Linked DNA regions of Homo sapiens: all the other regions are linked to region 1. The links are chromatin loops, found by intact Hi-C in ENCODE. Cell type or tissue: MCF 10A. All regions are shown on one strand. Links, peaks and the distances in the headings refer to the core of each region. The heading gives the core; the rest is flanking DNA. Region 1 holds the start of CNTNAP4 (contactin associated protein family member 4). Region 2 overlaps LOC105371348 (a long non-coding RNA gene). Region 3 has its middle 13 kb from the start of MIR4719. Region 4 overlaps LINC02125 (long intergenic non-protein coding RNA 2125). Region 5 overlaps LOC105371348 (a long non-coding RNA gene). Region 6 has its middle 150 kb from the start of MON1B. Region 7 overlaps LINC02125 (long intergenic non-protein coding RNA 2125).

What was found. Hi-C counts contacts between places; a loop is a spot of excess contacts. Peaks named below come from ENCODE experiments on the same cell type or tissue, not always from the same donor. Only the 100,000 strongest peaks of a DNase experiment are listed, where the experiment ranks them.
Region 2: a loop joins it to region 1, with 9 times the contacts of the local background. A loop is called at or near these places in 8 of 110 quality-filtered maps.
Region 3: it touches region 1 in a loop (9-fold over the local background); 2 of 110 quality-filtered maps call a loop at or near these places.
Region 4: it touches region 1 in a loop (16-fold over the local background); 19 of 110 quality-filtered maps call a loop at or near these places.
Region 5: a loop joins it to region 1, with 7 times the contacts of the local background. A loop is called at or near these places in 5 of 110 quality-filtered maps.
Region 6: it touches region 1 in a loop (12-fold over the local background); 2 of 110 quality-filtered maps call a loop at or near these places.
Region 7: it touches region 1 in a loop (10-fold over the local background); 19 of 110 quality-filtered maps call a loop at or near these places.

Annotation. Positions count from the first base shown.
Region 1 is chr16:76,276,815-76,281,303 of GRCh38, reverse strand. It overlaps CNTNAP4 (contactin associated protein family member 4), which reads right to left and starts at 3,903. Exons shown (of 24, transcript NM_033401.5): 1 at 3,557-3,903. The coding sequence starts at 3,641. In MCF 10A, for the core only: a CTCF peak has its summit at 2,113 (motif pointing left); no DNase peak of the experiment used is centred there.
Region 2 is chr16:75,799,043-75,803,531 of GRCh38, reverse strand. All of the region lies in intron 3 of LOC105371348 (a long non-coding RNA gene), which reads right to left. Among named protein-coding and RNA genes, the nearest start is that of CPHXL, 75 kb to the right of the region's middle. In MCF 10A, for the core only: a CTCF peak has its summit at 2,023 (motif pointing left); no DNase peak of the experiment used is centred there.
Region 3 is chr16:76,880,007-76,884,495 of GRCh38, reverse strand. It overlaps the pseudogene LOC100128497. Among named protein-coding and RNA genes, the nearest start is that of MIR4719, 13 kb to the right of the region's middle. RefSeq lists an enhancer at 3,297-3,466. In MCF 10A, for the core only: a CTCF peak has its summit at 2,182; a DNase peak (open chromatin) is centred at 2,185.
Region 4 is chr16:76,638,064-76,642,552 of GRCh38, reverse strand. The region is part of intron 2 of LINC02125 (long intergenic non-protein coding RNA 2125); the gene reads right to left. Among named protein-coding and RNA genes, the nearest start is that of LINC02125, 5.3 kb to the right of the region's middle. In MCF 10A, for the core only: a CTCF peak has its summit at 2,446 (motif pointing right); a DNase peak (open chromatin) is centred at 2,502.
Region 5 is chr16:75,786,774-75,791,262 of GRCh38, reverse strand. The region is part of intron 2 of LOC105371348 (a long non-coding RNA gene); the gene reads right to left. Among named protein-coding and RNA genes, the nearest start is that of CPHXL, 63 kb to the right of the region's middle. In MCF 10A, for the core only: a CTCF peak has its summit at 1,906 (motif pointing left); a DNase peak (open chromatin) is centred at 1,892.
Region 6 is chr16:77,041,202-77,045,690 of GRCh38, reverse strand. No RefSeq gene overlaps it. Among named protein-coding and RNA genes, the nearest start is that of MON1B, 150 kb to the left of the region's middle. In MCF 10A, for the core only: a CTCF peak has its summit at 2,375; no DNase peak of the experiment used is centred there.
Region 7 is chr16:76,651,327-76,655,815 of GRCh38, reverse strand. It overlaps LINC02125 (long intergenic non-protein coding RNA 2125), which reads right to left. Exons shown (of 4, transcript NR_110934.1): 3 at 152-259. Among named protein-coding and RNA genes, the nearest start is that of LINC02125, 19 kb to the right of the region's middle. In MCF 10A, for the core only: a CTCF peak has its summit at 2,178 (motif pointing right); a DNase peak (open chromatin) is centred at 2,215.

The DNA.
Region 1 (4,489 bases), core at 201-4,200:
GAATTATATTTTATCAGTACTTTACTATTGCATTCTAGTTATTTTCTGCTATAGGAGTAAATATGGTGGGGGGAGGAAAAGAAAGTAGCTTCTAGAAAGAATTACAAGGTTGAGTTTTAACAATGTGAGAATCTGTCCAGCTGTCTCCCAGGACCCACAAGAGTGATCATCTACTTAGGCAATTTGCCTTCATCTATCCTTCAGTGCTTCTTTTAGGGTAGGTATCAGATACGGCCTTTATTTCCATCAGAGAAAAGAAAGAACACAGTGAGATGTTAACTTCTAATTAAGTCATTGGGGAGCATTAATTATTCTCAAGAGTACGGCTCAGTATACCAGTAACTAGAGAGCCTCCCTCACATAATCTGCAAGAGTTAAAATAAAAGCAAACTCTTATCAGCCTTACTACTGTACCCATTCCTTCTTTTGGGGTAAGTTGACCCCATCTTCAACCATGTCTTAATGTTCAAAAACTGGATTTATAAGAGCTATTAAAAAATAGAGAAATGTCTCTGTTCTTAATGCATGTCTCTTAGTAGCAAGCAAAGAAACCAAGAACAGCCAGTGCAGCTTCTCAAAGAGCACACCCATCTGCAAGGATCCGTCTCTAAACTTTGATGGAAGGGACACTTCAATATAATTGTAAAAGCTCATCTTGATGAGAACAAAGAGAAAAAAATTATGGCTAGTCCACTGCTTTTGAAATGTCAGACAGGATACTAGTAGGCAGGGAGCGTGGTTCATTCAACATATTTCATCTTTAGACAGATAAGTACTTAACAGGGCCACCAAAAATATGCAAGCACATGAGTCTAGTAGTTTACAGATATCTACATACACATATACGTATATACAAATGAGCACGAGTCTAGTAGTTTAGATATCTACATACACATATACCTATATACAAATGAGCACATATACATATATGTGAACATATATGTTTGTCTTTGAACAGAATCCTTCTAATGTAAAGTTTCCCTGCTGTTTAATTGGATCAATTAACATTCAAATTAAAGTGCACCTAATCCCTGAGCTGTACTGGTTTTGCAGAGTTCTGTCCCATGAAAGCTTTCAAACTGGCAACCTTGGGCTGACTCTGTAGATGACAGATTTGCTCCTGGCTCATCAGCTGTAAATAAAGGGGAAAAGTCTTTCTAGTCCTTTAATTTTATTTATTTATATTCAGTTATTTCCAATATTACTATTGGTAGTCAAGACTGACTCACTTTTTCTTAATATAAAGTCTTGTCCAGAAGAATTATTGGAGTCATTATAATACTTTAGAAATGCATATGCTGGTTGATAGTTGCTTGTCCTTACACTAAATTCCAGTCTTGCTGGGAAATATATATACACTTGTCCTTCCAAAAAGGATGAAACATATGAAGTACTTTCCACCATGGCTTGGTACAAGTAGACCTTACTTCTTCCAAAAAGAAAATACTTCTTAAATATTGAAAAATGAAATAGAAATTGAGAAATGAAATATTTTCTTTTACACATACTGCTGCAAATCATATTGTCAAAATATTCACAATAAATTACTGAGTGCAACTTTAATTATATAAGGTCATTTCATTTTATTTTTGACACTTGAAGAACAGTCAACTCCACATGCATGGTAAGCAAGAACTCCAACTTTAAATGTTTTTTATAATGAAAAATCGTATAGGTTTTGCAAGTTCATCAGATGTTTAAAAGAGCATTAGACTACTTCCTTAACAAACCAAGGCTGAAAGAATATAGAACCAGCACTGAAATTTTAAGTGTCAGTGAGGGATCCAACCAGAGCCAAGCAGACATAAATATTACACTCTCCTCAGATCTCTTTCAGCACCTTTTCTTTTCTAAGAAGATATATGGCAAAAGAAAGCTATTTAATGTTGATGTACACCCTACACTTTTTATTGAGCTTCAAGAAAACAAGCAAACATAAACAACTAGCAGCCCAAATAATTAGATTAATGTATTTTAAACCCAACTACAGGCAGTCTAGTGGAAAGACTGAATGGAGTACAGGCCAGATTTAAGCTCTGCTTTTCTTGAGGGAAGGATGCTTGGGGTGATGTGCTTTACATTGTAAGAGTGACCTCTAGTGCTTTTCTTTTTGGTTGAACTTTAGTGGTTGGAAGATGAATTACTTATGCCTTTTCTACAGAACTTCCATTTGTGTGTGGGTGTTGTTGTTATTGTTTGCTTGTATGATGCAATGTTTTTCTAATGCTACCATTATAAGATTCCAAGGTTTTGACTAGGTGAAATTATACATTTTATTGACTTATGAGATTATCACAACACTCAAACTAAAGTTGAATCTGATGTGCAGCACCTGAAGTGAGGTTCCTTCTTTCAGAGTGATGGATACCCTGTGACATTAAATGAGCCCATTCTGAACTGAAACACGAAATCACGGGAGCCAGGTACTGTGAGGGGACATTTGACTTGTGCCCATGAGTTTGTCATGTTTTTCACATATCAGAACTCTTAACATAGTCAAGTGATATGCCATAGCAAATGTCTGATTACTGCCTCTGTTCCCCAAATCTAAGCCTGATGATACAGCAGCAACATAAATTCCTGGACAGGCCTCATAGCCAGTTCTTGGAAAGCAAATGAGCTTTTCCTTTAAAATCCAAGAAAAAATAAAAAGTTGTATTTGCCAAGCTTGTTTGTCATTAATCAGGAGGGGAAAATTCTCCCATTTAGAGAATTTAAGCCAAAGATAACTTTTAAAACTTTTTCTATCTCTAATAAAGAGTGGATGAAGGGAGTCTGCCAAATTATTATGGATGATATCTAAATTATAAATAAGATTTCAATCTTCCCTAAATAGGTTCTATTTCATCAGAACATTCAATTACAAATTTATGCAGTTAAGCATTCAACCACAAAGGAATCCTACTTTTGAAAGACCACCTGACTGGTTTTCCTTTAAGCGAAATGTAGGAAGAGGCTCCTCTTTCCGGAGAGCGCTAAGTCTCATTCTCTTAGCAGCGAGGGCACAGCTCTTAATACTGAGACTCGCCTCAGCCAGTGCTGGTGCTCCTGAAGCCTGCAGTACATTTCAGTTATTAGCCTGCATTATTTTAAAGATGCAGGCAGCTACTGGTCTGCCCAATTGCAAACTTCAGAAATCTAAGCCAATGCAGCATAATGTAAAGTCTGCCAGTTGTTTTCCTCTTAGACATAATTCCAATAAAATTCAGTAGTTCTTTAAAAAAGAAGAAATGAAGATATTCACAGGCTATTCCCCCGATAAGATGCTAATTTCATGTTTTACTAGAACTTGGGCATTCTCAATGAATACTCAAAGACCAGAGGGTAAGATTCTGCGAGTAGACAAAAAGAGAAATGACACTTTGCCTATTTTGACCAGACCAAGAGGAGAGACAAGTGTTAACCGGTCACATTGGCAAGATTTTTAAGTGATGCTTGGTTTACAGCAATACGCTTTGCAGCAATCCCAGCTGCAAATAATCATCATCAAACCAACAGAATCAAAGTTTTGCAGAGAGCCCCCCAGCAAGTTTTAAATCATTTGCTGTATACTTACAGGAATTCCCAGCTTCGACTCTGTTCCAATTTTGAGTAGATAACAGAAGTAGCGTCTTGAGGACAGCTCCCGTGACAGATCCCATGTTCACATTTATTGGGCTCCCCCAAAAGATCTTGAGAGGCTCTCAGAGCGCTCCAGTCCTCTTCTCAGTAGCTCTGCCAGCTCTGTCTGGGTCTTCAGCCCCTCTAGGTCTCTGTCTCTCCCCCTCCCTTCCTCCTCACCTCCCTCCGTCTTTTCTTCTTCCCTCCTCCCTCTCTTCTCTCTCCCTCTCTCTCTCCCCGTCTCTGTCTCTCTCTTTTCTCTCTCTCTCTCACACACACCTCCCTGACTCCTCACTGAAAAGCACTCAGCATCTTTCCTAACAAGCATCCACACCGCCGAGGCCACGCCCACTCCTCGCAGCAGCGGTCCCACAAATTGGCAGCAGCATCCTTCCTTCCAAACACACAACAGCGCTCGAGCTCCGCTGCACCCAGAGGCGCGGCCTCCCGTTCGTGGGCCTCCTTGGGGCTCCCTCCCTTCTCTTCTATTTTCCAATAATCCTTAACCCTTTTCTCCCAGCTGGAGGTGTGAGTGGGGGAAGGGACAAGGCGGTGGAGCCTTCTGATTTTCTGGAGGTCTTGCATTTGCAAGAGCCAGAAAACACACTGAGCCATTCCTGATTATCCGGGAGTGCATCCAGGTAAAATTGCATTATGTTTCAAAACAAAAGCATAAAATAAGACAGAAATAACTAAGCAGCATTGGGAAATTGTAGCTAAAACCGTCCTCAGGGAAAATACTTGCTGTTGTTTTTCTCTGTTTCTATAAAACTGTACTCTTCAGCGAGGGTGCCAGGATTTTATTATGGAAATTCCCCACATGGGAACAGACATTCCTGCTTAGCAGATATTTAAAATCATCTGGTAGTAGTCTGCAAGAAATTAACAT
Region 2 (4,489 bases), core at 204-4,203, 480 kb after region 1:
AAAATTAAAAATTAAAATATATATATAAATATGCTTATATTTAAACTTAGAATTTCAATTCAGGAATTAGTTAAACAGAGATAATAGCACGAATCCATAAATATGGGTTTGTAAGGCTTTTTATTAAATCAATACTGTTAATAGCAAAAACAAAAACAAAAGAAAGAACTAAATAAATTGTGTAATAGGGTATTGACTAAACAAAGTGTAATACATCCATAAAAGGGAATCATAGGCATCCATTGCAAAGAAAGAATGATGTTATATAAGACAGACATTCATCATTAGATGTGGAAAGTATATCACTGGAGAATATGGATAATGTAAGCCATTTACATTCTAAACACATATGTAAACATTCAGAAGGTTACACAAGCCCCTCCCTGTTGAGCAATATGAATAAGTTCTAGAGATTTGCTGTACAAAATGGTACCTTTAGTAAACAATACTGTATTGCATATTTCAAAATTTGTTAAGAGGGTAGATATCATGTTAAGTGTTCTTACCACAATAAAATAAAATTGTTTCTTAATATACACACCAAAGAGAAAGTTACATAACAAATCACTGACAGTAAGTAAGAAATCTTCAAGTAAGATTAAGTAAGCTTTCACTTTGGAGTTTCTTAATTTGATTATTTTATGTGGTACATATATACCACGGAATACTATGCAGCCATAAAAAATAATGAGATCATGTTTTTGTGAGAAAATAGATGGAGCTGAAGGCCATTATCCTTGGCAAATTAATGCATGTACAGAAAACCAAGTACTGCATGTTTTTACTTATAAGTGGGAGCTGAATGATGAGAACTCATGGACACAAAGAAAAGAACAACAGACACTGGGGCCTACCTGAGGGTGGAGGGCGGGGGGAGGGAGAAGAGAAGAAAAAATAACTATTGGGTACTAGGCTTAGTGCCTGGATGACAAAATAATCTGTACAGCAAACCCCTGTGACATGAGTTTACCTATATAACAAACCTGCGTATGTACCCCAAACCTAAAACAATTTTTTTAATCTGATTATTTTATTAGTGTCTGTTTCTTTTACAATCAACAGAAAATAAAGATGTTCTGAAAATGTAAAAAGGCAATATAACAAAAAAAGAACTTAGTTTTGTTGTGATATAGTTATCTTAAGGAGATTCCTTGATGAAATTATTCATATATATACTTGAGATAGGGTCTGGCTCTGTCACCCAGGCTGGACCGCAGTGGCATGATCTTGGCTCACTGTAGCCTGGACCTCTTGGGCTCAAGCAATCCTCCCACCTCAGCCTCCTGAGTAGTCAGGACTACAGGTTACACACTGCCATGTCGGGCTAATTCTTTATTTTTTTGCAGAGGCAGAGTGTTGCTATGTTGCCTATGCTGGTCTCTAACTCCTGGGCTCAAACAATCCTCCTGCCTCAGCCTCCCAGACTGCTGGGATTACAGGCATGAGCCACCAGGCCCTGCCCACCAAAAGATACCTTAAAAAATGAATTGTGTCAATGCATTTATACTTAGTTACAGATTATAAACTCCTTGATTTAGGGTTCTAGAAACAGGGCAATTGAAGATTACAGTGCTAAAAGCCACTTTCAGTGGAAGACCCAATAGTAATAAGTCAAAATTGTCTCTAAGTGTATATAACTGAAAATAGTATAAATTTACAAAGTATACACATCAATTTGCAAACTCCCATTCAAATCCAACTTATACAAGCCTCTGTCTATCGTTACCTAAAATAAGGTGCAGGCGTATTTCGGTTAGCTCAGCTCCCTGCAGGTATCTTTGGAGTCAGGGTCACCTGCTGTGCATCATGAGGGTGAATTACACTCTCAAACACAGCAAAGCAGCAGCACCAAGAAGCAAAACGCATCCAACATGAGTCCCAGGGAAGGAGGATAGGAGTCATTGGCAAGATGTAGATAAGAGTCAGACACATTGACTTATATTAGGTTCTCTTGGCTTTTAATTACATTAATTCTATTTTATTACTTAGCTTCTTTTTACAGAACCAAAGAAAATACCTTTGTAAATCTTTGGCACCCTCTTTTGGACAATCTGATTATTTCAAAAACTGAAATTAACGAATTGAATTTCTAAGCATGTTATAGGCAAATTGAAATCAGACACTCATTATTGTTATTTTACATTTTGGGGTTTTTTTAATTAATAGGCTTTATTTTTAGAACATCTTCGGATTTGCAGAACAATCAAGCAGTTAGTAAGAAGTTCTCATATACTCTCCTCCCCCACAGAGTTCCCCCTATTGTTAACACCTTGCATTAGTGCAGTACATTTGTTAAAGTCAACGAAGCAATATTAACACTTTACGATTAACTGAAGTCCATAGTGTACTATAAGGTTGTACATTTCCATGGGTTTCGACAAATTACAGGTATCCACCATTATAGAGTTATAGAGAATAATTTCACTGACTAAAACTTCCCTGTGCTTCACCTCTTCATCCTTCTTTCTTTCTTCCCTAACTCCTGGTAATCAATGATATTTTTTACTGTCTCTACAGTTTTGCCTTTTCCAGAATAACACATCGTGAAATAATAAAATATATGTCCTTCTCAGACTGGCTTCTTTCACTTAGCAATATGTGTTTTAGAGCCCTTCATACCTTTTTGTGATTTGACAGCTCGTTTATTCTTGTCACTGAATAATATTCCATTGTATGGATGCACCAATGTTTGTTGAGCCATTCCCTACTGCGGAACATCTGGATTGCTTCTGGGGTTTTTGTTGTTGTTGTTGTTGTTTGTTTGTTTGAGACAGAGTTTCGCTGTTGTCGCCCAGGCTGGAGTGCAGTAGTGTGATCTCAGCTCACTGCAACCTCCACCTCCCGGGTTCAAGCAATTCTCCTGCCTCAGCCTCCCAAGTAGCTGGGATTACAGGCACCTGCTACCTCGCCTGGCTAATTTTTGTATTTTTAGTAGAGACAGGGTTTCACCATGTTGGCCAGGCTGGTCTCAAACTCCTGACCTCAGGTGATCCACCCACCTCAGCCTCCAAAAGTGCTGGGATTACAGGTGTGAGCCATCACGCTGGGCCGCTTCTGGTTTTTGACAATTATGAATACTGCTGCTATAAGCCTTTGTGCAGGGTTTTGGGTGGGGGGAAACATAAGTTTAATTCATTTGGATATATACTGAGGAGCTTGATTCCTGTACCATATGGTAATACTATGTTTAGTTTTGTAAGAACCTGCTAAACTGTTTTCCAAAGTGACTGTGCTCTTTTGTATTTCCACCAGCAATGAATGAGAGGTCCTGCTATTCTCCTTCCTCACCAGCTTTTAGTATTGTGAGGTTTTTTTGGATTTTGGCCATTCTATTAAGTGCATAGTGATATCTCATTATTGTTTTAATTTGCAATTCCCTAATGATATTTCAACATGAAATTTGGAGGGGGCAAATATCCAAACCATATTCCCAACTTACAGCAATCCTAGGAAAAGTATCCCTTTAGAAAAAGCTAATTTATTTCTCAAGGTGACCTTCACTGTAAAAATGGATATGGCATAGAGCAGTGTGTCCTTGAAAACTAGCTTTCTGGCTGGGCACGGTGGTTCATGCCTGTAATCCCGGCACTTTGGGAAGCCAAGACAGGCAGATTACTTGAGGTCAGGAGTTCAAGAACAGCCTGGCCAACATGGTGAAACCCCATCTCTACTAAAAATACAAAAATTAGCCAAGCGTGGTGGTGGGGGCCTGTAATCCCAGCTGCTCTTGAGACTGAGGCAGAAGAATCACTTGAACCCAGGAGGCAGAGGTTGCAGTGAGCCACCAAGATTGCTTCACTGCACTCCAGCCTGGGTGACAGAGCAAGACTGTCTCAAAAACAAAAAAAGAGAGAGAGAGAGAAGAAACCTAGCTTTCAGTGTGAGGGTGGTGATTGAAATTAGCAATGTAGCTATTGCTGGTTTTCATGGCTTAATCTTGGAAACTTCTTGACTATTTAACAATTGGCTCTCACAGGTAGGATGTGTGATGAGTCTGAGCAGAGAGATTATGTGTTTGCTTTGCTAGCCTCCTTATCCATTTTGTAAATATTGATTCATAAACATTTCCCATTCTAACACTGTTATGAGCTGAAGTGTGTCCCCCCAAAATTTATATGTTGAAGTTCTAACCCCCAATACTGCAGAATGTAAGTATATTTGGAAAGTGAGAGCCTTTAACAGGGGTAGTTAAGTAAAATGCAGTCATTGAGGTGGGCCCTAATCCCATGTGACTGGTGTCCTCATAAGAAGAGCCTATTAGGAGACAGACAGTTACAGAGGGAAGACCATGTAAAGATACATTGAGAAGACAGCATCTACAAGCCAAAGAGGAAGGCCTCAAAAAAAAAAAAAAAAAAAAAAAAAAAAAAAAAAAAAAAAAAAACCTGCTGACACCTTGATCTTGGATTTTACCCTCCAGAATTATAAGAAGATACATTTCTGTTGTTTAAGCCACCCAATCCGTAGTACTTTTCCATGCAGCTTTGGC
Region 3 (4,489 bases), core at 193-4,192, 600 kb before region 1:
TTCTCCTTGGAATTGTACCAGAAAATCCGTTTAAAATCAATATTTTATTAGAAGCAACATTACTCTCATAATTTGCCTTACACCCAATTTGTTTGGAAAATTGAGAGCCCATAAGAGAGGATCTGTTTGTACTTTATATGTCTTCTACTTTTCCAGTTGGATGAGACTTTTATAAATGCATGAGCACTGCTACCAATAAGGATTTGTCATTTTGACTATTTTGTCAAAGTCGTCACACATAATTTTTATTTTGAGTTGAGTTTTAGATTTCCGTATACTTTTCCCCTCTTTGGCCCCACTGGCTTAATGTTTTCAACTCTATAGTTATGTTAATATATCTTCAAGTCCTATTTCTAAATCCATCAATAACATAATCCAATTCTGCAAAAGAAATTATTAGTCAATGCCTGTATATTAATCATTCAAAAGCAATAAAAATAAAATTGAGGGCAGAACACTAGTTGCCTTGAAGTACTGAATCAGCAAACTCCTATGAGAGATTTATCATCAGGATTTACAATTATTTTCCCTGATGAAATTGAGCTTTGTCTGTTAGAATTAAAGTGAAGATCACCTTTCCTGAGTCCTGTAACCATAAAAATACAGTCTTGAAGAGAATATTTGGAACAGGAACCACCTATATTTAGTATGATTTCTTTGTGCACCTTTTCCATTGGTCAATAAGATAGAACCTATTTCTTATAAATACAGTGATTGCATAGATATTAATTTATCTGAGTTTATTTCAGCTAGGGATTTTCTGATGAATGAATACACACCTTAATCAAAATAATCAATGAATTGAATAAAACTGTCTATAAACAGATGTCAAAGACTAATGATACGTCACTGTACATCCTACTGTACAGAATTTCAAATAAACATTTAATATCCAAAATATACCTTCTTTTGATATACAATGTCAAATTTATAAATTACAAGTGCAGGGTCAAAATTCTTTAATTGCAAGCAATAGAAACCAAACGAGGCACAGATCAGGCGACACACACAGGAAGGCAAATTCTTATTTAAATAGCTGCTCCAAGGCAGATGGTTTCGGCTTTAGGAGCATTGAGATCCAGAAGTGCCTTCATCTTTTACTGTGCATCACTGAGCTCTGCTTTTGCGTTCTTGCTTCCATTCTTGGAATTTTTCTCTGTGATAATGAGTCCCACCATCCAGGCTCATGTTTTCATTGATTCCAGAGAGTATATGGAGAGGCACTGTCTCCTAGAATCTGTCAAAAATCTCATGAATGTTCCATTTGGTCCTGTTTGGTCACATGCTCCCCCATTAGGCTAATCACGGTAGACTCAAAGGAGACATAGCACAATGAGTTAAATCTGGGTCAGAGGCCATGCTTTTGCCAGGAGACAGAAAAAGCATTGTGATTGACATTACCACCTGAATTACATGGGATAATGAATGGGCAGCTGTGCAGTTGAAAAAGGAGTACTGGACAGAATATAATGTCCAGTAAGGTAATACTACCTTCCATATGTAACCTTTATTTTTTAAAAGAGCTGTGCAATAGTTACTACCTTGTCTGCTATTGACATTCTCAATTCTAAACAATGCATCATTTGAATGAGCCTCCCCTTGCTCAAGCAACTTGAGTGAGGCTCTTTCTCATAATTGGGCAGACCATCTAGAACTACTGGAGGGAGGTTCTTCTTTGTACTTACATAGACTGCCCAGAACAACAGGGACCTCTCTTCCATAGAGCAGTGCTGCTCAATTGTACAATCTCTACTTTCTATTTCTTTAGAGTCCCTGTTTTCAGGGTATATAAATGTGGGGAATAATAGATTTTATCCATTATCTTTTATACTCAAATCAAATTTGATAGTCAAAAGCTCAGGAATGATTGATTAAGCTCATATTTTTTCCTTTCCCTTACTGTCCTTCTGGGCAGTTTCTATAGCTCTCTAATTTAACAAATATGAATGCCCATATGAAATCAACCAAAAAAGGTATTCTGGTTACCCTGACCGCAAGAGCACTGGAATACAATTTAGGGAATCTGGATTTCTTTTCTAGGCCTATTTATTAGGAGAAAAGCTTTAGTAAGTTTTTAATAAACTCTAAGAATCTGATTTCACATCTGTGAAATGAAGAGTATATTTTATTAATATGCCTTGAGCACCTAGTATATCCCAGGCACATGGTAGAGGTGGAATACAGCCACAGGGGGGAGAAAGAGGCCTGTGCTCTGATGCAGGTTTCATTCTAGCACGATGGAGTCCAGAAATGAACAGTTAAATAAATAAGCAAATAAGGTAATTTCAGTGATAAGTGCTGTGAAGAAACTGAAAGAGAGTAAAAGTGATAATAACTGGTGAGGGACTATTGAAAACTATTTAACTGGAATTGTGAGAGAGGTCTCTTTCCTTCTTTTACTCTCTTTTATTTTTGTTTTGTTTTCGATACAGTGTCTCACTGCATAGCTCAGGCTAGAATGCAATGGTGCGATCATGGCTCACTGCAGTCTCAACCCCGTGGGCTCAAGCAATCCTCTTACCTCAGCCTCCTGAGTAGCTGAGACTACAGGCACACACCACCATGCCCACTTAATTTTTTTATTTTTATTTTTTGTAGTGACGGGGTCTCACTATGCTGCCCAGGCTACTCTCGAACTTCTGAGCTCAAGTAATCCTCCTGTCTTGGTCTTCCAAAGTGTTGGGATTACAGGCATAAGCCACTGTGTCTGCCTGAGAGAAGCCTCTTTATGTTTGAGCTGAGACTTTAATGATGACATTAAGCTGGTCATGTGCAAAGGTGCTAAGTTGAGAAGAAGCTGGGCTAATTTAAGGACTATTAAGAAGGCCCATGTGTTTAAACCATAATGAATGATGGGGAGAACTGAAGAGTAGAACTGAGTTCTGGGAAGCTGACAGCGGCCATCGTGGGATGAAAATTCATTGTATAGTTTCAGGTTGATAGTTTCAGGGATGGTATGATCCAATATATGGGTTTTTTTTTGTTTTGTTTTGTTTTGTTTGAGACGGAGTCTCACTCTGTCGCCCAGGCTGGAGTGCAGTGGCGCTATCTCGGTTCACTGCAAGCTCCGCCTCCTGGGTTCATGCCATTCCCCGGCCTCAGCCTCCTGGGTAGCTGGGACTACAGGCGCCCGCCACCACAGCCGGCTTTTTTTTTTTTTTTTTTTTTTTTTTTAGTAGAGACGGGGTTTCACAGTGTTAGCTAGGATGGTCTCGATCTCACCTTGTGATCCGCCCACCTCGGCCTCCCAAAGTGCTGGGATTACAGGCATGAGCCACCGTGCACGGCTCAATACATGCTTTTAAAACAACTTTAGCAATTGCTTCTCTGCAGGGGTTGGCCAGGGAGAAATGGTGAGTTCAGTCAATGGGTTGTGGTAACTGCTAATCAGGGTAAGATGTGTCGGTAGCTTGAAACAGCTTTAGAATAAAGATGGTGATAAGTGGTTATATTTAGATTTTATTATTTCCAGGGTTTTGTTCCTGAGCACCTGGGTATATGATGATTATATTAAATTATAGGAGGAAGACTGGAGGATGAGCAATTGGGGCTGGGCCTTCTTGATATAAGATACCATAATTACATGACTGACTTTGAATTTATAATGAGCCTTGGGCAAATAAAGGTAGAATTACCTCTGTTCTGTCTCTCCCTGATCATTCAGGAAACAATAAAGTAGAACAAACATTCAAGAGCTCAATGCTTTTCAACACTCGAGCCCAATCGTATGGTAGATTTTTGACAACAAATATGCAAATGTCAGATATCCTTTTTGGCTTGCTGCCAGATTTTTTTTTTTTTTTTTGAAAGTTGAAATAATCAACTTTTATTTTTATTTTTATTTTTTTCTTTTTTAAATTATACTTTAAGTTCTAGGGTGCATGTGCACAACGTGCAGGGTTGTTACATATGTATACATGCGCCATGTTGGTGTGTTGCACCCATTAACTCGTCATTTACATTGGGCATATCTCCTAATGCTATCCCTCCCCCCTCCCCCGACCCCACAACAGGCCCCAATGTGTGATGTTCCCCTTCCTGTGCCAGATTTTTTTTACGCCCTTCTATAATTTCTTCTGTTTCTAAATTTGTAGGCAGACATGTATTTGACAGTTGCTATAGAGATGGGAAAATTATAAGATATGATGAACTTCTCAGCGACTAGATTTATCTTTGAAATGCATTTTCTCTACATTCTTGCCTCCTAATTAATTACAACTTTGAACATTTAGGTAGCAGATAAATTGACAGAAAGCTTTTCCCCCTCTGGCTGAAATGATCATAATATAATGAATAGTTCTTCAAATCATGCATCCCCAAACTGTGATAAGTAGAAGTGTGCTTTTCACAGCAAAAAAGGCAAAGTACTTCAAAATACCCTCGACAGTATTGACATTGTAACAGTTGTATGATCCTGATGAAGATAACTAATAGTAAAGATTTCTGTTGGGTAGAATACATATAAAAGTATCTTTTAAAAGTTAATAGA
Region 4 (4,489 bases), core at 294-4,293, 360 kb before region 1:
AAATACAACATCTGAACAACACTATAAATGAACTGGAACTAACATCTATAAAATACTCCACCCAACAGAACAGACTCCAGATTAGGCCCTATGGTAGTCCTTAAAACAAAGTCCAATAAATTTAAAAATATTCAAATCATACAAAGTATGTGTTCTGGCTATAATGCAATTAAATTAGATATCAGTAACAATGAAATATGGAAAACTCACAAAAATGTGGAAATTAACAATACACTATTCAATAGCCAACAGGTCAAGAAGAAATCCCACGTAAATTAGAAAAGACTTGGAAATAAGTGAAGGAAAACACAACATATTAAAATACATGAAATGCACCTAAAACAATACTTATAGGCAAATTTATAGCTATAAACTTCTCTTAAAAAAATAAGACATTTTCAAACTAATAACCTAACTTTGCACCTTCTTAAGTAACTAGAGTAAGAGGAAACTAAAGCCAAAGTAAACAGAAGAAAGGAAAAAATAAAGATTACAGTGGTAGTAAATGAAAAAGAGTAGGGAAAATAACCAAAACCAAAAGTAGGTTCTTTGAAAAGATCAAACCAAATTAACAACCTATAAGACCGATAAAGAAACAAAGACAGAAGATGCAAGTTACTAAAATCAGAAATAAAAGAGGAGGTATTTTTACTTATATTTTACTTATCTTAGAAATTAAAAGTATTGTAAAGGAATACTATAAACAATCATATAGCAACAAATTAGATAACCTAAATGAAATGGTCAAATCCTCAAAATGACAGAAACAATAGACTCAAAAAAAGAAACAGAAAAAAATTATAAAATTGGAACAGACCTATAACAAGAAAAAAGACTGAATTAACAGTGAAAAACTTCCTATAAGAAAAAGCACAGGACCAGATGGCTTCACTGGTGAATTCTACCAAATGTTTAAAGAAGAATCAACAACAATCTTCTACAGACTCCTCCAAAAAAATAGAAGAGGAGAGAGGGAGAGACACTTCACAACTCATTCTATGAGGCCAGTATTATCCTGAAAACAAAATCAAAGAGCCCCACCCCCCAACACACACACACACACCACACCAATTTCCCTCATGAACACTGGTGCAAAAATTCTCATCAAAATACTAGTACAGGTATAGTAACATATGAAGGATTAAACACAATGAATGAGTGGGATTTCTCTGAGGAATGCATGGTTGGTATATCACATAAAAACCAACAAATACCATAGGATGAAAACCACATGACCATCCCAGTAGACAGAAAATAAACGTATGACAAAATTCAAACCCTTTCATAATTAAAAAGAAAAACCTATTGGCAATAGGAAGGAGCCTGACAAAGGACATCTATGAAAAGCTCAATGCTAACTTCATTCTCAGTGATTAGTGACTGAAAGTTTTCCTCCTAATATCAGGAACAAGACAAGAATGTCAGCTTTCATCCATTATATTCAACATGGTACTACAGGATCCAGTTATGGCATTTAGGAAAGAAAAAGAAACAAGGTAATAATATTTGAAAGGAAGAATGAAACTACCTCTATTTGCAAATGACATGATCTTGCAGAGAGAAAATCCTAAGGAATCTATAAAAAATTAGAGGCAGTAACTGAGTTATTAGAAACTCAGTTTCTAACGTTTGAAGGATACAAAATCAATACATAAAAATCAGTTGTATTTCTACAGACTAGCAATAAACAATCTGGACATGAATTTAAGAAATCAATTCCATTTTCACTAGCACAACATGAATGGCACACCTAGGAATAAATATAACCAAAAAGTGTAAGATGAGTACACTAAAAACTGCAAAAATTTTTGAAATTAATTTACAAAAATACAAATAAATGTAAAGACATCTCACATTTATAGATTGGAAGACAATCTTTTAAAGATGGAAATATTTCCAAAAATGATCTACAGATTCAATGGAATCACTATCAAAATCTCAGTTGCCTTTTATGCAAAATAAGGTGAACTTAAAATTTAAATGGAAATGCAAGGGACCCTGAATAGTCACAATAGTACTGAAAATGAAAAACAAAGTCAGAGGACTCACACTTTCCAATTTCAAAACTTAATACACAGCTACAGTAATCAAGACTGTTTTGTACCAACATGAGGACAGACATACAGATCCATGGAATAGAATTGAGAATCCTGAAATAAAGACATACATTTATGATCAGTTAATTTTCAACAAAGATGTCAAAACTTCAAGTAGAGAAGAATAATCTGTTCTATAAATGGGCTGGGATAACTGGATATCAACATGCGAAAAAAAAAAAAAAAAGATTGCAGAACTCGACCATATACTGAGGTAAGAGACTGGCACGACTTGTTTTCTGGTCATAGCCCTGCTGATCAAAACAGGATCTGGCCCAAACAGGATAAAGTGAAGAAATTAGCAGGAACCAGCAGATGGCGATGAAAGCGATCCCTAGTTGCCCTCATTGCTCACTGGCCTGGGATACTCCCACCAACGCCATGGACAGTTTACAAGTACGATGGCAACCACCCAGAAGTTACCACCCCTTTCCTAGAAAGTTATAAACAAACTGTCCCATCAATTTGCATTGACTCACCCATCCATGTAATTGAAAGTGAATGTAAGGGAGTATAAATACAGTTGCCAAGAGCCCATAAGTTGGTGACTCTGGGTCCACTGCCTATGAGGTAGGCATGCTCTACAAAGAACAGTACCTACCGTTCTATAAGAGATTGCTAATAGCACTGACTCACCCTTGAATTCTTTCCTGTGCAAAGCCAAGAACCCTTCTGGGCTGAACCCAAAAGTCGGGGCTTGCTTGTGCTGCATCATCATCTATAAAAATTAACTCAAGTGAATCGAAAACCCAAATCCTAAATATAAGAGTAAAAACTGTAAAATTCTTAAAAACATAATTGTATATTTTGGTGACCTTAGATTAAGCAATGATTTACCTACATTTGACAGCAAAAGCACAAGCAACCAAAGAAAAACAGACAAATTAAACTTTATAAACTTCACAACTTTTGTATTTTAAAGGATATTATGAAAAAAGTAAAAAGATAACACACAAAATGAGATAACAATTAAAAATGGGCAAAGGACTTTTTCAAGGAGATTTATATCTTCAATGAATCAGGGTTTGACAAGAGAACTGTAGCAAAGACATGAGTGTCATCAGATCATAGCTCATGCAACTTACATACACATTGTTGGACAATCATGAATCATTTGCTATATATATTTGTAAAGGCCATATAGATGCTCATCCAGCATGTGCTTAATTTGTTGACTGACAACTCATTTATTCCCAATGCAACTCATTCCATTTAAGAACATTTTAAACCATTCTACAATGTAAATGTATTTCAAAACATCATATGATACACAACAAATACATGTTTTATTTGTCAATTAAAAAATAAAAAAGAACATTCAAAAATGGCACAAAAACAAGGAGAAGCAAAGGATTTCAGTGGACATTTCTTCAAAGAAGACATATATGTGACTAATGTTTAAAAATCTTCAAAATCAATAGTCGTTAGTGAAATGCAAGTTAAAACCTCAGTGACATACCACTTGACATTCTCCTAGATGGCTATAATTTTAAAAGGCAGAAAATAAAAAGTGTTGGCAAGGATGTAGAGAAATCAAATCCCTGATATGTTGCTTGTGTGAATGTAAAATATGCAATTCTCTGGAAAGCAGATATTGCCCTAGAAAGTTAAATATAGAATTGCCATATCACTCAGCAATTTTACTCCTAGGTATGCCCCCAAGAGAACTGAAAATATTTGTCCACGCAAAAGCTCATACATGAATATTCCGCACAGCACTGTTCATAATTGCCAAAAAGTGAAAAATTCCATGTCTATCAACTGATGAATAGACAAAATTTGTTATATCCATAAATTAAATATTATTCAGCCATAAAAAGGAATGCACTACTGATTCATGTAAGAACGTGCACGAACCTTGAAAACATGCTAAGTGAAAGAAACCAACCACACAAGGCTACATATTGTTTGATTCAATTTATATGAAATGCCCAGAATATACAATCCCATTGAGACACAAAGTAGATTAGTGGTTGCCAGTAGCTGGAGGAGAGGAGCAAGGAATGGCTCTTCTAACAGTAGTTGACAGCTTTATAAATATATTAAAAATAAATTGTATACTTTAAAGGGTAATTTTATAGTATGTAAATTGTATATTATATGTCATTTAAAATTTAACTAAAACCTGAACCATAATAATGATATCGACTTAATATTTTAACTTCAAACTCATAAATGTATATATTTATCCCCTAATAGTCCTTGGAAAAATATATAAGGCCTTTCTGTGACTGTGATCCAATACCGTCTCTCTAATTTTCTCAAGATCCAAATAATGCATAACGCATCTCTTTAGAGTCCCAGTTCTACATCATTTCAAACCGAGTGAAAAATCAGACATTTTTTGGGTCATTCTGAGGGCTAAATTCATCCAAATATTTTTCTGGTCTTCT
Region 5 (4,489 bases), core at 367-4,366, 490 kb after region 1:
CAGTCAACTCAATCCACTGAATTCTCTTTTCCTTTTCCTTTTTTTTTTTTTAATTATTTTACTACACTGATATAAACCCGCTGGATTCTCTCTCTGCTCCTGTATTCAGTGAGTTGCAATATCACGCCACATGGCTTCTGGAAAACTCCACTGTACACTCATAGTAGAGTGAGAATCAAAAAGACAGGTAATATTTTGCTGTTATTATTAAAATAGTATTGACTTTGTAGAATCTCTGAAAGGATTGTGAGGCCCTGCAGGAGTCCCCACCCCACTTGGAGAACCACCGGTCTGGATGATTAGATGTCACACAGGTGCTTTTTCTCAGCCATTCACAAGGAGCACGTCATTTCCCGACTGTCCTCACGGAGCCACCGGGAAGGTCCATGTTAGTTCAGCCATCTTACCCTCTCTAACAATTAGGCAGTAGAATTAGTCATGAAATTGTCTCCTTGAGGTAATTCTAAACCAATATTACTTTTGAATGCAGAACTTTTTAAATAATAATTGTTGGCCGGGCGCGGTGGCTCACGCCTGTAATCCCAGCACTTTGGGAGGCCGAGGCGGGCGGATCACGAAGTCAGGAGATCGAGACCATCCTGGCTAACACGGTGAAACCCCGTCTCTACTAAAAATACAAAAAAATTAGCCGGGCGTGGTGGCAGGCGCCTGTAGTCCCAGCTACTCAGGAGGCTGAGGCAGGAGAATGGCGTGAACCCGGGAGGCGGAGCTTGCAGTGAGCCGAGATGGCGCCACCGCACTCCAGCCTGAGGCACAGAGCGAGACTCTGTCTCAAAAAATAATAATAATGATGATGTTTAATTTATTTGTTTTGCTAATTTACAAGTGTCTGAGATGAAATTTATTTTGTTCTTTTGAGCCCAACCTAATTATTTATCTAAGTCTAGCCGATCTTTGCTCCGATTCTTTACCGACGGGCAAGAACCTTGTATTTGGTCACTGTGTGCTCGCTGCTGCCCGCATCCTGTAGTCTCTCCCCGCCGCAGCCAGAGTCATCTAATGCGGGGTCTCCAAGGAGGTCTGTCTACCCCATATGCACAGGATGATCCACCGGTGAGGAGCAAAATTGTATATCTCCAACTGACATTATTTTATATTAATAAATATGAAAGAAATTCGATCTGCAATATCATCTTCAGAGATGGACCCTAGCAGTCTTACTCTATTTATATGTGAAATGGTCATGCAGCACATGGAGTGTGCCAGGCATTTTGAGGCCACGTCCCTGTTTTTACTTCCTGCCACTCTCGTCATCTTCTTATGATATGCTTAAGTCCCTGTCTCTTTCTCTGCTGCACTGTTAGGCATGAACTGCTATCTGCCCTTTTCTCAAGTAGAAAATTTCTACACATCTTTTAAACCCTGCTCAATGGTCACCTCCTCTGGGAAGCTTCTAGACAACCCCAGACAGTTGAAGAGCACACACAAGCCTGGGACTGTGCCTGTGGTCCACCTGTGTGTCTCCTCACAAGGACAGAAGCCCCCAGAGGCAGTAGACACATCTTATTCTTTTCTGGGCTGGTCTTACAAACCAGACACAAACGGATGTCGATGACTGCCCTCATAAATATATTTAAATCCCCTGTAGGTGAAAAGTTTCCCTAACGAGTGTATCATATCTACTACTGACCATAGTGAGGAACATACCATAAATCATTTCAATCTATAGCATGTATTATTTTAGGCAAAATAACTTTACTAATTTTACACTGAAGTAAAAATTCCACAATAACAGATATAGGAATAAAATGGAACTCAATAAAACAGACTGTTATACCCAAACCAAGACCAAATATATAATTCCGTGTATCTCTTAGAATAACCTAGAAATGCTTTGCAGGGTTCCTTTACTGAAAAGAATCTCAGCTGTATAACATTGCCACCTAGTGGTGGATTGCAAAACACAGTAACTCAAAATAATCCTAACCACCATTTCAAAGATGCGTAATAGGATCCTTAATGAAAGAAACCAAAATATTTCACCCCAAGATATACGGCTATTCATAGGGGGCTTGAAATATCATCATGGCTAAAAGGCTGTCTTTTGTCAGGAGATTTGCATCTGTAGAGAATCTGCCTTGAGGCAGGCGTGGTGGCTGACACCTGTAATCTCAACACTTTGGGAGGCTGAGGCAGGAGGATCACTTGAGCCCAGGAGTTTGAGATCAGCCTGGGAAACATAGGGAGACCCCCGTCTCTATTTATAAAAAATTTATTTTAGAAAAAAAGCCAGAGAATCTGCCTTGATGCAGCCAGGTTTCTCTGAGACTCTCCCTTGCCTGGATCGAGGAAAGATAAACTGAGAGTCTGACACCTTTAGAGGTCTGCAAGAAACATACCACCTAATCTTTCTGAGGGCCGATACCTGTGAGGTTTCATCTACATAACGAGACCACCTTTGCTAGCCAGGCCTCCTCTTTTCTCCCTCCCATAATCTGTCTTATTATTATAACCTATTTTACCACCTCTATTAGTCTGTTCTTGCATTGCATTACCTGAGACTGGGTAATTTAATAAGAAAAAAGGTTTAATTGGCTTCGTGGCTCTACAGGCTGTACAGGAAGCAGGGCTGGGGAGGCCTCAGGAAACTTACAATCATGGCAGAACGCGAAGGGGAAGCAGGCATGTCCTACATGGTGAGAGCAGGAGGAAGAGAGCGAAGCGGGAGGTGCTACACACTTTTAAACAATCAGATTTCATGAGAACTCACTCACTACCACGAGACTAGCAAGGGGAAAATCCACCCCCATGATCCAATCACCTCCTACCAGACCCCTCCTCCAACATCGGGGATTACAATTCCACGTGAGATTTGGGCAGGGACAGAAATCCAAACCATGTCACCACCATAACCAGTTTTGGGCCATGCTCTGAGGCCCCATTCTTTTTATAACCTCAAGGTGATATATAAGTTTCTGTAGCCCATTAGAGGGTTGCGATAATCACTCTGTAATTTTCCCCACCTGCACACTAATAAATTTGTAGGCCATTTCTACTATTATTCTGCCCTTTGTTATGATTTTTCAGTGACTCTTCAGAGGGTAAAGAGGAAGCTTTCCCTTGGCCCTTACATTAGGCTCTGGCCATGATGGTATAACGGAAACCAGAGTTCCTTTCCACCAGAAACAAACAAAAACCAGACAAAAGATATGACACCGTGGTTTGCCAGACACTGGACATCAGGCAGTAAATGATCATGTGAAACTGGAAACAAAGACGGTAAGCCCTACAGCTGTCCCCAGATTTCTGCCTTGAAAGAGATTCCAGGCCACAGTGCAAGGATAAGGAACCCAGGGGAAGCCTAGTGGACTCCCAGAGTGAAGAAGACAGAGCTGAGAGTCCAGGAAGGCCCAGGTGGCTGGAATAGAAGGGAAAGAGTACCAGAAAGCAGAGAATTGCAAAGAGAACAAATTTGGAGAGCTCCAGATGGTCTCCTTCTAATACTCAGATGAATATAATTAGTATATGTGTGAGTAAACCACTCAAGCCAGGAAAAGAACCACCTGAGACGATGGGCTGCAGTTCCTGGAGCTCACACAGGATGGAAAAGAGCACCTGCCCCTTCCAGCCAAAATGGAAACTTCCAGATTCATGAGACACTGAGTAGAGTACACAGAAAGTTCATGCATCAGTAGAAAGAAATAATTAACCCTAGACTGAGCACTTCTTTGATTCTGCCTTTAAAAAATCTTAAAAGCAAGAACTGAAACTATTTAAACTGTTTCCAAGTAACTCAGCTGCATCCCAGAACAGAGCCCATAAGTATTTATAAGAATATCAAAATATCTAATATCCAACAAAGACATTAGAACTCACAATGTTTGGCATCCAATCAAAAATCACCAAAATGTAAGGAAGCAGAAAAATACAACTCATAGAATAATCATCAAGCAATCAAAATTTATAACAGACACAGATGTTATAATTGGCTGAGGAGAAAAATAAAAGTTATTTTAACTATTCCATGCATACAAAAAGTTTAAGCAAAAAAATAGACAATATAAAAAGACCCAAATTGAGCTTCTAGAAATAAAAACTACAAGGTGTGAGATCAAAAATACACAGGATAAAATTAACTGCAGATTAAACATTGAAGAAAGGGTTAGTGAGTTTAAAGATAACAAATGAAACTATATGAAAGGAAATGGAAAGAAAAGAGAATATTTTTAATGAACAGAGCATCAGTGAGCTATGGACCAATTTCACATAGCACGTAATTGGAATCTTTAAAGAGGGTTGGAGGTGGGGGGTTAAGAAAAATATTAAAGAAAATATAGTTGAGATTTTTCCAAATATGAAAACTATGATCCACAGATGCAAAATGTTCAACAAAACCCAAGCACAAGAAACATGAAGAAAACTACAATAAGACATGATCATTATATTGCCTAGAACCAGTGTCAAAGAGAACATATTAAAAGCAGCCAGAGGGGGGAAAAAACACATGTTACTAGAGAGGAAAAAAGGT
Region 6 (4,489 bases), core at 267-4,266, 760 kb before region 1:
TAATCTTCTCTTCTATTTTTACTGCTACCACCATGGATGACACAGTCTAAACTCTTTTCTGTCTTTGGTTTCTTGCTCTTTCCAGCTGATTCTCTAGGCTGATATGAAGTCAGTCATTCTAACATGCCCATCTGAAATCACGTTTCTCTCCTGATCCACACTGCACTTGGCTCCACTTTGCTTTGAGGATAGAGTCTGATTGCATTCCAGGACATAGAAGGCTGTCCATGATCAGGCCCTCACCTGCCTGTCCAGTCTGACCTCTCACTATTCCACATCCTTATCCCTAAGTTTTCAGTAATATTAGACTATTTGTGGCTCAACATCAGCACTTGAACAACCCTGTGATGCTGTGAAGTGCGCAGCCTAAGCACCTCACTTTCCTGGCCTGAGTCCTGGCCCTGCGCGATGGCAGCCAAACCTCTGTTCAAAAGGATTGATGCTGCTCCAGCACTCTGCAAAGCTCTGATAGAGGGCATCGATTAGACTTCATGAAGGCACAGAGAGGCAAAAGGTCTCAAAAGAGGGGTCTGAAGAAATAAATATACAATTACTATTATTATTTTTTAAAAGAAAATAAATTAAGTGGTTAGTTGCAGAAAAGTATGTCACAATTTCCACAGAAGCTAGCTGGGAGTTCAGGGAAAAGGGAGAACAACAGTCCTACAACACACTCTTATAAAACAGTGGATTAGAGTAAAGCTGAGAAAATGGCTTTTAGGTAAGGGAAGCAGCATGAACTAAGGCAGAGAGAAAGATGAGTATAACTTATGGTAGGAACAGAGAAGCTATGCAGATAGATACAAACATAGATAGATAGGTATATAGATGATAGATGGATAATTTGCATCACTCAAGACCGACTAAATTACGCTGCAGAGCAGGAAATATACCTAAATCTTGGAGGCATAATATTATCAAGATTCATTTGAAGCCAGATCCTATCCCCCAAGAACATTTCTTCTAAGTCAAGAAGAGAAGAGAAAACTCAGCACAAAAAGGGCAGCATGGGTGGGGTGTATACCCAGGACTTCTGGCCAAGTCAGTGTGCTTGGCAGAGGGTGCTATTGGAGAAGCAGCAGTGTGGTCCGGGACACCTGCAGCATCTTTGGAAAGAAGATACTGCACCATTTGAGTCTTATATGATAACTCAGATTTTAAAATTATAATGTGTTGTGCATTATGTTTCTGTTGGACAGTGCTGCTCTAGCATTTATCAGAATAAGTGGTAATGTTTAATTAAATGTCTCCCTCACCCACTAGACTTTAAGCTCCTTGAGGGCAGAAACTGTAGTCTCTTCATCTTTAAATAGAACTTGACATATAGTAAACACTCAATAAATACTGGAAAAAAGAAAAGATCCAAATTTAAAATTTTATAATCTAAAATGATAAGTTATGCATTTATCATTTAAAATTATAAATCACACATTTAAAGTTGCTGATAGCAACATTAATACAGTAAAAAAGAAATGAATTTAGTAATACTTGTACTTAATTTGTATATAAAAATTATCATTTAAATATGTAATCAATATAAAAATAAGAATGAGCTATTTCACAAAATTTATCATATACCAAACCTTCAAAATCAGGTGTCTATTTCATAATTATGGCACATCTTAATTTGAACACTAAATCTTCCTTAGAAATACATGAGCTGTATTAAGATTTCATAAAATTTGCCGTTGAAAAGTAGATTTGCAAACTCATGCTGTTCCAATTACATTTAAAATATTTCCAATAACTTAAATGAGCACTGATTTTTGAATTTAAATAAAAATAAAAAATGTGTTTTCTCAGACACACTAGCTCCACTGAATGGCTTAACACCCACATGTGGCTAGTAGATAACATTAGGGACAGCACAGTTCTAGAGAAGATTTATAAAGTGCTGTGGTGGAGAATGCAATGGAAGATTAACTCGGTTAATAGAAAAAGCTTCACTCTCAGACTCTTTTCACTCCCATTTATAATGGATTTTAAGTTCCTTGGGGCCAGGGACTGTGTCTTCTTTTCTGCAACATCTATAATGTCTGAAATCTATGACTTATCATTTTGACCATAACTATACACCCAGCTATCATTATATGCATATATAATATGTTTTAAATCAAAATTCAAGTAAGATCAACCCACTGAATTTGGCTATGTCTTTAAGGATGTATTAATCAATAGGTTTCCGTATTTATTATTTTTCTGTAATTTATTTGTTGAGGAGTCAAGATTGTTGGTCTTGTGGAATATTCCACATTCTGAGTATTGAGGATTGCAATATCATGGTTTTAGTTGGCATGTCCCGCTCTCCTTGGTGTGTTATATAAACTGTGGTTACATCTAAAGGCTTGATGAGATTTAGGGCCAATGTTTTGGCAAGAGCATCCTATAGGTGGCATCATGGCACCTTCTATTGTAACACATCAAGGGACAATTAATGTCTGGCTTCCTCTTTCATGATATTTAATGAGTAAATTCTAGTGATGTCAGCTTGATCCATCCATTATAAACTTCTCCATTTTTTATGTAACATATTAGTTATCACTGAACAGTCCCTAGAACCAATAGTTTTATCAAGTGGAAAAACAATAATTGTTCATTATAACTTCTGTCTTAACAACTGGAATCACATATATATTTATTTATCTAATCAGCGGTTCGATTACATTGAGGAAACCAAGTCAAGGCATAATAATTGTTATGTACTTCCCCTTGGCTTACTGCTTTTCAGAATAATAAGCTGATTCCTTAGCCTTCTCCAAAAGTAACAATTGGGTTTTTAAATTATAAATTTTTAGATTTAACATTTTGTGTATGTTTTCATGCATTGCAGGTTATTCTTTCTGATGCCAAAGTGTCCCATCTTTGTTAACACATGTGATTTCTCATGTAAAATGCTCCAGACTCACCTGAATCAGCTACTTATTCCAAATGTCTTGGTTCACTTTAGTGAGAAATGATATTTACATTAAAAAATCTGGGTGCTAGGGGCTCACTGTTCCTGGTCTGGGTAATTATTTCTAGGCTTTTTCAATGGATGTAGTTAGGAATATGTTTTTGTTTTTTCCAGAGGGGAAAAAATATGTTCATACTGATATTTTGAATTTAAATGTAGAATTATACATTTTAACTTCTTTGATTATGTATATATATTTACAATAAAGTATTAATATTATCCCTCGCTTCCTTTATTCAACTATGTGTATGTCTAGGTGTGCTTGTGTGTATATATCATAGTTTCAGATTAACCATATCAATATTATTACAACTCATATTACTCAAAACAATCTAAGATTTCTTAATTTTGCTTTTATCCTAAGGACTTATGCCACTAGTCAGATTGCTGTGTTTTAAATTCACTTGAAATAAATACTTTCTGGGTTGTCAAGCAATCACTTTGGTAGTTAGGTTTGTCTGTTTCACTTTGCTTTTGACTTGTAGGGATTAAGTTACTTGAAAGCAGTTTGATCCCTTCAGATTAGCTTTTATACTTTATTAACCAGGAACATAGCAGCATTTAATAAAAAGGTAATTTTATCCCACTACTAAGGTCAAACACAAAATTAATGTTCATGCAGTTCTGTTATGTCTTGCTAGATTTTCTTGTATACGTGTTATGCTATTTTTCATCCTATTAATATTTTCATTTCATTAACATTTTGATTCCTACCAGCAATGTTTCTTCAAATCTTGTCAACCAAGTGAGTGGTCAAACCCTCTCCCCCACCAACAGGTGATGGAAAGGTGATGATAGGTGATAAATAATATTACAAAGTATTTTTAATGTGCATTTATCTTATTTTTGAGTAAGACTGAGCATCTTTATTTTTAAGGGCCATTTGTATTAGTTTTCCAGTGAACTCTTCGTGCATGCCTCTTCTCCATTCTTATCTTACAATGTTCTCTATTTTTGGATGCTCTTCATATACTAGGTACATTGACCCTTTGGTCTAATATAAGTCACAAATATTTTCCCGGTTTTTCATTTGTCGTTTCATTTGCTCTGGCATTTTTACGTGATTTTTTAATGTCAGCACTTTTATTTTTCTTTCAGCAAATTGTTCCTAGATTTTGGGTCATATTTAAGAAAAGCTTTTTCTATTCCTAGCTTATAGAGGAATGCATCCATGCATTCTTCTACTATTTGTACGCTTTCATTTTATCTTTCTCTACACTACTAAGCAATGATCTCATACTATTTTTAGAAAAGAATTAATCTTTTTCTTTTAAATTTCTCTACTGCTTTGACATGAAGCCTTTATCATATACTAAGTTTCTATATTCATTAGCAACTCTGGCAATATCCTTTAGTTATTTTGCAATATCAAAATGAAACGAAAAACTTTTAAAAGGAAAATTAAAATAATCAATAAACATTAACCTAGTGATATTAGAGTTGATTACATTGATAAAGTCTGGTTTTTGTGCATGTCATATAATGAAAGAATTTCAGGAATATTAAAATGATAATCAGTTGAACAAACAATATTCA
Region 7 (4,489 bases), core at 246-4,245, 370 kb before region 1:
CCACATAGGGGCTAGGAGGACAGTCTAAGAGGTCTAAAGGTGAAACTTGGAGAACGCGGAAATGCTGTGGTAGACAATAACAACGTACCAGTTAAACTCTAATTTGGAAAATACGACTGGAGAAAGTATTCTCTCATTTCATCTCCCTTACCTAAGTGTATAATGGGAATGGGTGTCACAGGAGAATGGAGGACTCTGCTCCTACATTATTACACTGCGTGTGTTCCATGTTCCATAGTCACCCTCCACCTGGTGTCACCTGAAATGATAAATTACAATCTTTGCAATTGCCTAAGACCTCCTCTGTAGAAAATACTAAATAATACAGAGTTCCAGAAGTAAAAGAGAACATTAATGCTTTAATTAGCATTAATGATTGAAATAGTGATATTGATCTCCATTAATTATTTTCCTTAATTGATAAATGAAAATTATTTATATTTATGGTATACAATGTGGAATTTTAATGTATGTTTGAATGTAAGTTAGTATAGCCACCATAGAAAACAATGTAGAGGTTCCTCAAAAAACTCTAATTAGAAGTAGCATATGGTAGTTTCAGCAATCCAACTTTTTGGTATATATCCAAAGGAAGTAAAGTCAATACGGCAAAGAGATAGCTGCACTCCCATGTTAATTACAGTATAATTCACCATAGCCAAGACACGGAATCAACCCAAGTATCCATCAACAGATGAATAAAGAATATGTAGTATGTATACACAATGGAATACTACTCAATCTTTAAAAAATCAGTAAACCCAATAATTCTCTTTTAATAGCCCTTACACACCAAAAACGCAAAGCAGGTTATCTACACATACTGATAGTGGACCACTGGGAGTTCATCTAGGTAGATCCACCATAGCGTTGGATGTGCTATAGATATAATTCAGAAAAACAAAAAGCAAAACCAATACAATTGCACCAACAGGCAATGGATCAAAGGAGAGCATTCAGTATAGATCTTAGCTCATGCTTTCTTTTGTACACCTATTTCAGAAGTCAATCAAGAACACTGCCTCCACATATTAACAAAAAGACATTTAAGCTAACCAGTATACTATCACAATCCAGCGTAGCTGCACTTGATCTTGATAACCAGGAGTAAGTTGATAACATCAATGATATCTTAATTGCCTCCTCAGAGGAAAAAGCAAAGTATACTTTAGAGACTGTGTCACCCAGCTGTCAATAAAGCACGGCAGATAAACCCCAGTACAATTCAAGACCTGCCCCAGTCCCTGAAAATTTAGAAAAGAACATGAGCCAGATCACAAGAGGCTTTCCTCCTATCATAAGAAATAATTTAGAATCTGATCTTGACCTTGTTACTAAACAGCCCAGAGACTGGAGAATCTGTTTGAGTTATGGCATAATCACATCTTCCACTCTGGGATATTGTTAGTCCTTTCCACAAAGTCACTAGAAAGAAATCTGAGATTGAATTGTGGCCTGACAGAAACAAGCAAATAAAAGATTTATAAAGGGCTGTCAATCAGGCAGTGTCTCTTGAGCCTTATGACCCGAATGCACAAATGATTGTAGAAGTGTCAACAACTGGAACACACACAGACTAGAGCTTTTGGCAGAAATCAATATTGCTGCTCAGTGGAGACGGCAGAGATTTTGGACTTGAAAGTGGTCTGATGCAGCTGCTCAATTCAGCCCTTTAGAAACATAATTGTGAGCTTGTTGTTGGGCATTGGCAGGAATTGCTCCTACATCAAGAGACCTGGCAATCCTGAAACCAGAAACACCCATCATGACTTAGGTGATGTCTGTGAAACATTCAAATTGAGGAAACACCCCAATGGAGCACACTGTTAAATGGAAATGGTGCTCAAGTGTACACTTTAGCTGGGGGTTCCAAAGTTCACAGCATTTATGAATAGATCTATCCCTTGCATTTGCACCCAATAGTAACCCTCCCTATCTTTTCCAGCCCATCCTGATCCACAGCCCAAAGATCTCCCTGCTGTAGCTGCTGAATTGTCTAAGCCTTTAAATTCTCCCCTGGCCATACAAAATAGCTGCTAAATGTACTGACTGGATTTCATGAGGCTGTTTCAGAAATTCAGTGGTTACCTGTCCTACATATGGTAAATCCTTAGTGGGAGAAGATAAAAGGCTGAAAGGGCATTTACATCATCCTGAAATCGACTCACTAACTCAAGTAGAGACACTAGAGGGAGCCATCTTTCAGGAGACGGGCTATGGCTGATGAAGCAACCTGAGAACAGATCCTATGCATTACTAGACTCATCAAACATCAAGCTTGCCAGCAACTCTGGGAAACAGCATCTGCCTTTACTCAGGGGACGTTTTAATAATAATGAAATCAGATATATTTAACATACACTGGTGCTAATGACAAGATGTCACTAGAAGTGTGCAGCCCAATAAGGTAGCTGCAAGCTACATATGACTATTGAGCATTTGAAGTGTGGCAAGTCCAAATGAGAACTGTCATATGCACAAAATGCATATGGGATTTCAAAGACAGTACCAAAAAAGTGTAAAATGCCTTGTTAATAATATTCTATTGATGACATGCTAAATTAATACTATTTGGATATGTTTAATACTATTTCGATATGTTTAAATTGTACTATTAAAATTGATTAATTAAATTGTATCTACTTTTTCCTTTTTTAGTATCCTTCTAGAAAATTTAAAATTAATATATGTGGTACACATTATATTTCTCCTGAACAGTATGCTTCTAGATTGCTTATTACAAGTTACCCTATAATTTATGGGCTTTGGCTGGCCTGAATTGTAGAAGGTGAATGTGCAGCCAGAACAGATTTATCACACACGCGCACACACACACACACACACACACACACACACACACACACACACACACGAGACAGACAGAGAGACAGAGACAGAGAGATTTATAATTAGGAAACTTTACAAAACTAGTTTAAAAAATAAGGAGATGAAACAAGATTTCAAAAGCACAAGTGGAAAAAGAGAAATTTGACAAATATCCTATCATGAAAACCAGGTTAATGTTAATTGAATGCAAACCAGAACAGCTGTATTTTCTTCACAAAGGAAAACACTGTGGAATAATATTGACAGAATCATCAAAAGGGAAGACAAAGGAAAGTAATAATATATTTTCAATGTTAAACCATAATAGAAAATTAAATAATAATAGAAAATTAAAACAAATTATTGACATATCACTCTGATTTTAACTCACATATTGGTAACAAATCTCCTCTCTATATACATTCATTTATTCTTTTGAATGTATTTCTGTATTCAATGTATTTATTTATTTAATATATTTATGTATTTATTAAATATATTTACAAAATGCCTACTAGTCCAGGCACTGTTCTTGTCACTTAAGATACATAGTGAACAATCGGACAAAACTTCTGTTTTTAAGTGTTTATTATAGTTACAAAAATGAACAAAAATAAAATTTTGTATATGATGAACATATTTAAAAAACTAAATATAATGGGTAATTTTCTTCCCTAATAAAAAAAATCTAAATTGACAGTTGTACTAGTTCCCAAGGAGTGGTGTTACAGGGTATCACAAAGTGGGTGACTTTCTACAATATAATTATATAATTATATATAATATGTATTATATAATATATAATATTAATATATTGTAATATCTAACATATTATATTATATATAATTATACATTATATAATATATAATAAAATATAATTATCTTATATATTATGTTATATAACATTATAATATATAATTATATTATATATTATATATAATTATATAATTATATTATATATTATATATAATTATATAATTATATTATATAACATAATTATATAATTATATAACTATATATAATTGTTATATGATTATGTTATATATTATATATTAAGTAATGCAATATATTATATTAATATATATTATATAACACATATTATATATTATATATAAGGGATTACATTCAGCCTGTTTCATATATATAACATATAATTATATATAATTATCTAACATATAATTATAATTATCTAACATATAATGATATATAAATACATAACATATAATTATATATATTAAAAAGCCACCTAGATTATTTATATTATATAATGATACATATAATTATATATTATATATATTAAACAGGCTGAATGTAATCCCTTATCATATAATTATATTGTAGAACATATATATATGTAATTATTATATAATTATATAAAACATACAGAATATAATTACATAAAATATACAGAATATAATTTATTCTGTCACTATTCTGGAGACTAGAAGTCCCAAATCAAGGTTTTCAAAGGGTCACGCTCCCTCTACAGCCTCTAGGGCTCAGGGGATTCTTTCTTTCCTCTTCCAGCTTCTACCTGCCCCAGGTGCTTCTTGATTTATGGCAGTATATCTCCAACTTTTGCTTCCATCTTCATGTGGACTTCTTCCCTCTGTGTCTGTCTCTCTCTCTGTTCTCATAAGGATTCCAGTCACATTAGATTAAG